Linked DNA regions of Mus musculus: region 2 is linked to region 1. The links are chromatin contacts, found by Hi-C or POLR2A ChIA-PET in ENCODE. All regions are on one chromosome and are shown on one strand. Each heading gives the region's core, a stretch centred on a gene start or an enhancer-like site at or near the end of the contact. The rest is flanking DNA. Distances are from core to core; before and after follow the strand shown. Region 1 holds the start of Bicral (BRD4 interacting chromatin remodeling complex associated protein like). Region 2 holds the start of Tbcc (tubulin-specific chaperone C).

Region 1 (3,035 bases), core at 251-2,750:
AGCATACCCAGTTGATGATAGTTTTCCTGTTTCCTTCCCAGTCTTGTTTTCAAAAGTCATGTGTGCAGGAACATTGGTGCCAATGTGACCTCAAATGACTCCTGCCTGGGTCCTAAAGAGCCCATTTCTCATGGCTGGCTGCTCTTAGCTTCAGTAGCCAACAGCTTCTGCTTCATGTATCCCACTCTCCTTCCTTCTCCCTCACCCATCCTCTCTCCCCACCCTGCACTCTGCTCAGTGGATTATAATCAGCCCAGTCACTCCGCAACCCTTCGAATCCAGCCACCTACAGGAGGGTCCCACATCAGGAAACTTACCCTTCCACATTCTTCTAGAGTAGAGAAAGTGTCCTTCCCCGTGGCAGGAGGGAATACCACAGCTGTTAGGCCTTATGATTGGTTTGGAGGAACTAATGGGAGAAGGAAGTTTGAACAGAGAAAAATCTCTCCTTAAGACTCACCCTTCCCTCTGCCTTTTCTGGGTATGCCCCTCCTCTGGGCATCTCTTCAGGATTTCATTCCTGCGTCCAACTGCCGTTCACAACTGCCCTTTCCAACTGCTCCAGAACTCTTGGCCCTGGTGTTCTGTGATGTAAATTATTCCACGCATGGCTTGAAATGGGTGAGAAGCAGGGTTGCCAGGTGTCGGGTCACTAGTGTAAGTTGACTGGCTCTCGGGGGAGAACCACGGCTGGAATTTGTTCAGTTGTTACAGTCTGGGCCAGAGCTGTGCTGGCCATGCTTGTGGCTGCTGCAGGCAGAGAGAGGGAGCTCCGAGCTGCAGTGGGGAGAACTTGGGCTGCAGTTTCTACTTTAAACATTCCTGGTCCAGCTATGGACTATTCGGCATTGAACTTGGACAGTATTTCTGCACTGGGAAGCACCCAAGGCCCACGACCAGAGCCTGTATGGCTTGCACCACAGGGCCTCCTGGTCTGTCTCCAAATGTGGGGAGAACCCGCATTCTGCCTTCCCAAAGATCACCAAAATACGTTGAGAAGTCGGAGTTGCTCTCAGTGTTTAGACGCATCCGGTCACAACCCTGAAGGACTTCAGAATCTGAGAGCTTTCCTAAAGCAAAATTTTGTCTCTGCCCTTACTCATTCTACGTTTGATGGCATAAGTCCTCCTTCATGGTCTCTCTCGGGAATCTGCATGTGGCCGGTGGCTGCAGCTATCTTAGATGTGTCTAAACTCTTTGGACCTCTATGTTGAAACTGATTTATAGGAGAAACAATTTAAGTCAAAAATGTATTCAAGTAACTGTTAATTTCACATATTTCTACCTTTTTGTTGTTGTTGTTGTTTTTCGAGACAGGGTTTCTCTGTGTAGCCCTGGCTGTCCTGGAACTCACTTTGTAGACCAGGCTGGCCTCAAACTCAGAAATCCGCCTGCCTCTGCCTCTGCCTCCCGAGTGCTGGGATTAAAGGCGTGCGCCACTACGCCTGGCACCTTTTGTTTTTGTTTTTGTTTTTGTTTTTGTTTTTTGTTTTTGACATGGGGTCTCATGTAGCCCAGGCTGGCCTCAACCTTGTCATGTAGGCAAGGGTAGCCTTCACCTCCTGATCCTCCTGTCTCTGCCTTCCAACTCCTGGGATCAAGGTGTTTGCCAGTGTGTCTGGCTTGCTTGGCTATTTGTTTATTTACTTATGAGCTGCGGTCTTGCTATTGTCCAGGCTGACCTTGAACTCTTGGACTCAAGTTCCCTTCCTTACTGAGTCCTACCTGAGTGGCCAGGACTACTGGCAAATGACACTGTGCCCACCAGCCACAACATTTTTCCCATGGTAGGCTTGATAGGTGACTAGGGAAAGCTCCCGTGCTGACAGTTGTGTGGAGGCTCAGCGTGCTCCACTGCATCCATATTGCTGGCCGCCCTGCTCCGACTCACTGCCTCCCTCCCTCTCTCCTTGCAGTTGTCATGGATGATGACGATGACTCCTGTCTCCTCGATCTTATTGGGTAAGATGCTCCTGTGGGGCCCAGGGTGGACCGCTCGTGTGAGGTGTGAGGAGTAGAAAGAGCTCTGTAGCTATCTTAAGCTCCTGGCCTTTTAAAATAAAAAATAATACTTTACCATGGTTACAGCAATAACTAGCACAGAGAGTTTGTGTGTTTGTTTGTTTGTACTAAGATTTTGTTATACCAGGCAGTGGTGGCACACACCTTTAATCCCAGCACTTGGGAGGCAGAGGCAGAGGCAGGCAGATTTCTGAGTTTGAGGCCAGCCTGGTCTACAGAGTGAGTTCCAGGACAGCCAGGGCTACACAGAGAAACCCTGTCTCAGAAAACAAAAATAAATAAATAAACAAATAAATAAGATTTTATTTATTTTATGTATAAAGTACACTGTCATTGTCTTCAGAAGAGGGCATCAGATCACATACAGATGGTTGTGAGCCACCATGTGGTTGCTGGGATTTGAACTCAGGACATCAGGAAGAGCAGTCAGTGCTCTTAACTGCCACAGAAAGGTAGTTTTACACACAGGTCATAACTCAGCAACCCATTCCTTTTGGTTTTACTTGTTATTTTTTTTAGTAAGTCTGGGGATGGCAGGCCAGGGTGTTGCTTAGTTTTATTTTTAGCTCACCAAGCAAGGGCAAGGTCCAAGTTCACCCCCCAGGACTGAAGCAGTAGGCGCTTCCCAGAGACAGAAGTGTAGAAAATGGTTTAAAATGGAGAGATTTCACTGGAGCTAGTGTTTCGTTTCTTTTTGCCTTATATAACTATCAGCAGCTATTTACGTAGAAGTAGCAGTACTTACTTGTTTCACTCTCTCACTTCCTTCTTTTCTAGAGACCCACAAGCATTGAACTATTTTCTGCACGGACCTAGCAGTAAATCGGTAAGTGACAGACAAGTGTCTCAGGCTCGGCTTTTGTCTCTCCAAGCCCTGCAGTAACTGCCATGTTGAATTCCCCCTCTGCAGGGCAGCGATGATGTGACGAACGCAGGGTATTCTGCAGCCAATTCTAATTCAATTTTCGCCAACTCCACGGTGAGTGCTGAAAACCAGACCTGAAGCCTTTCTG
Region 2 (2,992 bases), core at 492-2,991, 59 kb before region 1:
GTAGCTCTTGAGGGAAAAGAAACATGAGCAGGGTGTGGTGCAGATGCTTAGAGGTAGAGACAGGGGCATCTCTGTGAGTTCCAGTGGTGTATAGTGACCCCATGTCTCGACAAGGAAGACGGAGGGAGGGGAGCTGGCCACTTTAACCGTTTCAGTCTTACAGCTAGCTGGCTCCTACACCTCTTGGAGGCCATTCAAAACTTCAGCCCTAACACAACACTGGATTCCAGAGGTTCAGGAAGGAGTCTTCATAGCCTTGCTGAAAAAGACACAGAACAAACCTTTAGTGGGAGGAAAACAGCCGTTAATGGAGCTTTTATGGGCCTACTTCTTCCATTTAAACCGTCCGCTAATGGAATTCTCCGGACATCCTTATTATTTATTGAAGACCCACTTTATCACTCCCTGTGATCAACGGTAAGAACAGCAAATCCCTCAAAGCTCCTCCATTCTCCCCCTAATTCTTCACGCTGTCATACTCAAAGGGAGGCAGGGGAAGGCCAAACCAGCAAAAGTCTGTTACACTGCTATGAATTTAATAGGACTCACAGGAGGGGAGTTTCAACAATTTCTAACCCCTATCACCGCAAACATAAGACAATATCAGGTAAACCGAATGGGACATCACACTGAGTGTGGCCAGTGCTCAATCCCACTGGATGTCTCTCTCCTCTTCAGGAAGAATACTCCAGTTTGGGGAGGCCACGTTTCGGGCCAGCCAGTTGAAATCATCAACCTGGTCCCAGTTATTTTTGCTCCTATCTAAACCGGAGTCCTGGAAGTCCTTGTCGATCCCCGGGTAGCTCCAGGTGTAAGGGGCAAACTGGATGCCGCTGCAGTCCTCCACGATAGCCCTGCTGGTCACTTGCAAGAAGACGCGCGTGTCTTTGGTAGTGTGCACACGGAGCTGCTGGCAAGCCACAGCCAGGACGCAATCTCGACAATCCTCCAGAAACACAGAGGTGGTCACTGGGCCGCAGAGCACCTTGCAGCCGCGGGCCTTCGCAAGCCGCAAGGTGTTGGGATTGCCACACAGTTTGACAGTGCAGTTGGTCAGGTCGCTCAAAAGGACGTCGCGCTGGTGCAGCTCTTCAGCTCTCTTCTCCAGGTCTTGGGACTCCAGGTTGGAGAAGCCACAGGCCCAGCTGGCCCCGGGAGCTCCCTCCTCCTCCTTGGTCACCGGTGGAGAAGGGGCCGCCGAGGCGACGGGTGCGGCGTCTACCTGGGCGGTCCCCGCAGCATCCTTCTTCCGTGCCTTGAAGGCGAAGCGCTTCTTGGGCTGCAACTCCTGGCGACGTTCCGTTAGGACAGCCTGCAGCTGCGCCAACGCCGCCTGGCCCTGCCGCAGGTCGTAGGCGGCGAGGAAGAGCACCGAGTCGTTCAGGAGCTTCCGCAGGCCCTGGAGCCGGTTGGCCGCCTCTTCCAGCCGCTCCGCCGACGCCTCGCCCCGCAGCAGCTCCTCGACCGCTGCGCGCTCCCGGGCGAAGGCGGCGGCGAAGAAGCCGCTCTTCTCCTCCTCCACCTCCTGGTCCTGCCGCTTCTGCTTGCGTCTCTCCACCTCTATCTGCCTCTCCTGTTCGCGCCTCTGAAGTCGCTCGGGCACCAGGCTCAGGTCCCGCGGGGAGCCAGCGGCAGCGTCGGCCAGAGCCATGGAGCAGTCCACACCCTCCATCTTGACTCCAGGCTTCCTCCCCCGCCGCCTTGCCTCCGAGCGCTCGCTCTCCGCGCGAGGCCTCCCACCAACGCGCGCTGTGATTGGCCAGCTGCGGTGACGTCAGCTCCCTCCATATTCTCCTCGCCTATTGGTTTCTTCGCGTTGGAGGGGCGGGAAGGAGGGCGGGGCCGGCTGACAGGAGGGGGTGGGGAGACAAAGGTCCTGGTGGATGGGTGGGGTGGGAGGCAGTCGGGTGAAGCTTTTTTTTTTTTTTTTTTTTTCTTCTTAAAGGGGCAGGACTTATATCCGGGATTGTGGGGTGAGTTGCAGCAGCGGCAGCTGCACATGTGGGTTTGTTTATAAGAACAAGGTTAGAAACTCGCAGGCCTCCCCCTCCCCCCAGCTCCTCCCTGCTACCCCCTTACAGGCCGGAGATCTGCTGCAGGGTGGTGGGGAGGAATCTGTGCTTGTGGTGTTGTGGGGGACAGGTAGTGCGAGAAAGATGGAGGGGGGGGTTATTGCACCTCCCGGACCGCGTCGGAGGAAGCTGCAGCTGGAACAGCTGGCCAGGGAACCGCTTGCATGCCTCTGGGTTTTTTTCTTTCTTTCTCTCTCTCTCTTTTTTTTTCCCTTTCCCTTTTCCCTTCCATCACCTCTTTGCTCAGCCGGTCCCTGCCGCCCCGGTAACCCTCATCCTTCCTGCCCTCCCCCATCCACTGCAGCTCGGCGCGGCCTGGGGGCGTCTGGGTCCCCGTGGGCAGTTACTGGGGCGGGAAGAAAGCGCAAATCACCGCTATGGGAAAGACTGGGTTCCTCGCTGGAGCGGGCTCCGGGGTTCCTGGGGGAGTCTAAAAACAGATTATTTTTTTTAATGGCCAATTGCTGCAGTCGGAGGGGGGGCGGGGGAGGATGACATGCCACCCCCACCGTCTTGCTCCCTGACGCGGTGGCAGCCACTCCCTGCGCAGCTGGCAACCGCTGGCCGCGCGGGGCTAAGACCCTCAGCCGGAGCGCCTCGCTTCTCCCTATAGGGCCGGCGGTCTTTAGGAAGGCGATGGGGAAACGGTACATTATTTCTAGAGGTGGTGGGAGGGATTTGTCACCGGAAGTGAACGAGCCTAGCCTAAAGTCCAGACCAACCCGAGGTGCGAGTGGGCAGCCAAGACCGTGCAGTCCCTGGCAGAAGCCCAAGGCGGCGGCCGCCGAGGACTCGGGTGGCATCCTCGCGTGCTGCCTTCAGCCACCGTGCCTTCTGGACTCGGTGGCCCATACAGTTCTCGGTTTCAGCCCCATCTCCGCCCTTGTTGCCAACCTCCATTTTTGTTCTTTTAATTGGGA

The links. Hi-C counts contacts between places; a loop is a spot of excess contacts on that map. ChIA-PET counts read pairs that join two places held with the same protein, here RNA polymerase II (POLR2A).
Region 2: POLR2A ChIA-PET joins it to region 1 with 12 read pairs in Patski. The contact joins the promoter of Tbcc here to the promoter of Bicral in region 1. A Hi-C loop is called at or near these places in 2 of 37 maps with a recorded cell type or tissue (T-helper 17 cell and gastrocnemius). POLR2A ChIA-PET finds 5 or more read pairs at or near these places in 4 of 5 experiments (Patski and embryonic stem cell).

The regions. Positions count from the first base shown.
Region 1 is chr17:46,829,878-46,832,912 of GRCm38, reverse strand. It overlaps Bicral (BRD4 interacting chromatin remodeling complex associated protein like), which reads left to right and starts at 1,500. Exons shown (of 11, transcript NM_001100452.1): 1 at 1,500-1,962; 2 at 2,800-2,848; 3 at 2,933-3,001. The coding sequence starts at 1,922.
Region 2 is chr17:46,889,370-46,892,361 of GRCm38, reverse strand. It overlaps Tbcc (tubulin-specific chaperone C), which reads right to left and starts at 1,741. Exons shown (of 1, transcript NM_178385.3): 1 at 1-1,741. The coding sequence starts at 1,672. The coding sequence ends at 647. It also overlaps a transcript of Bicral not described here.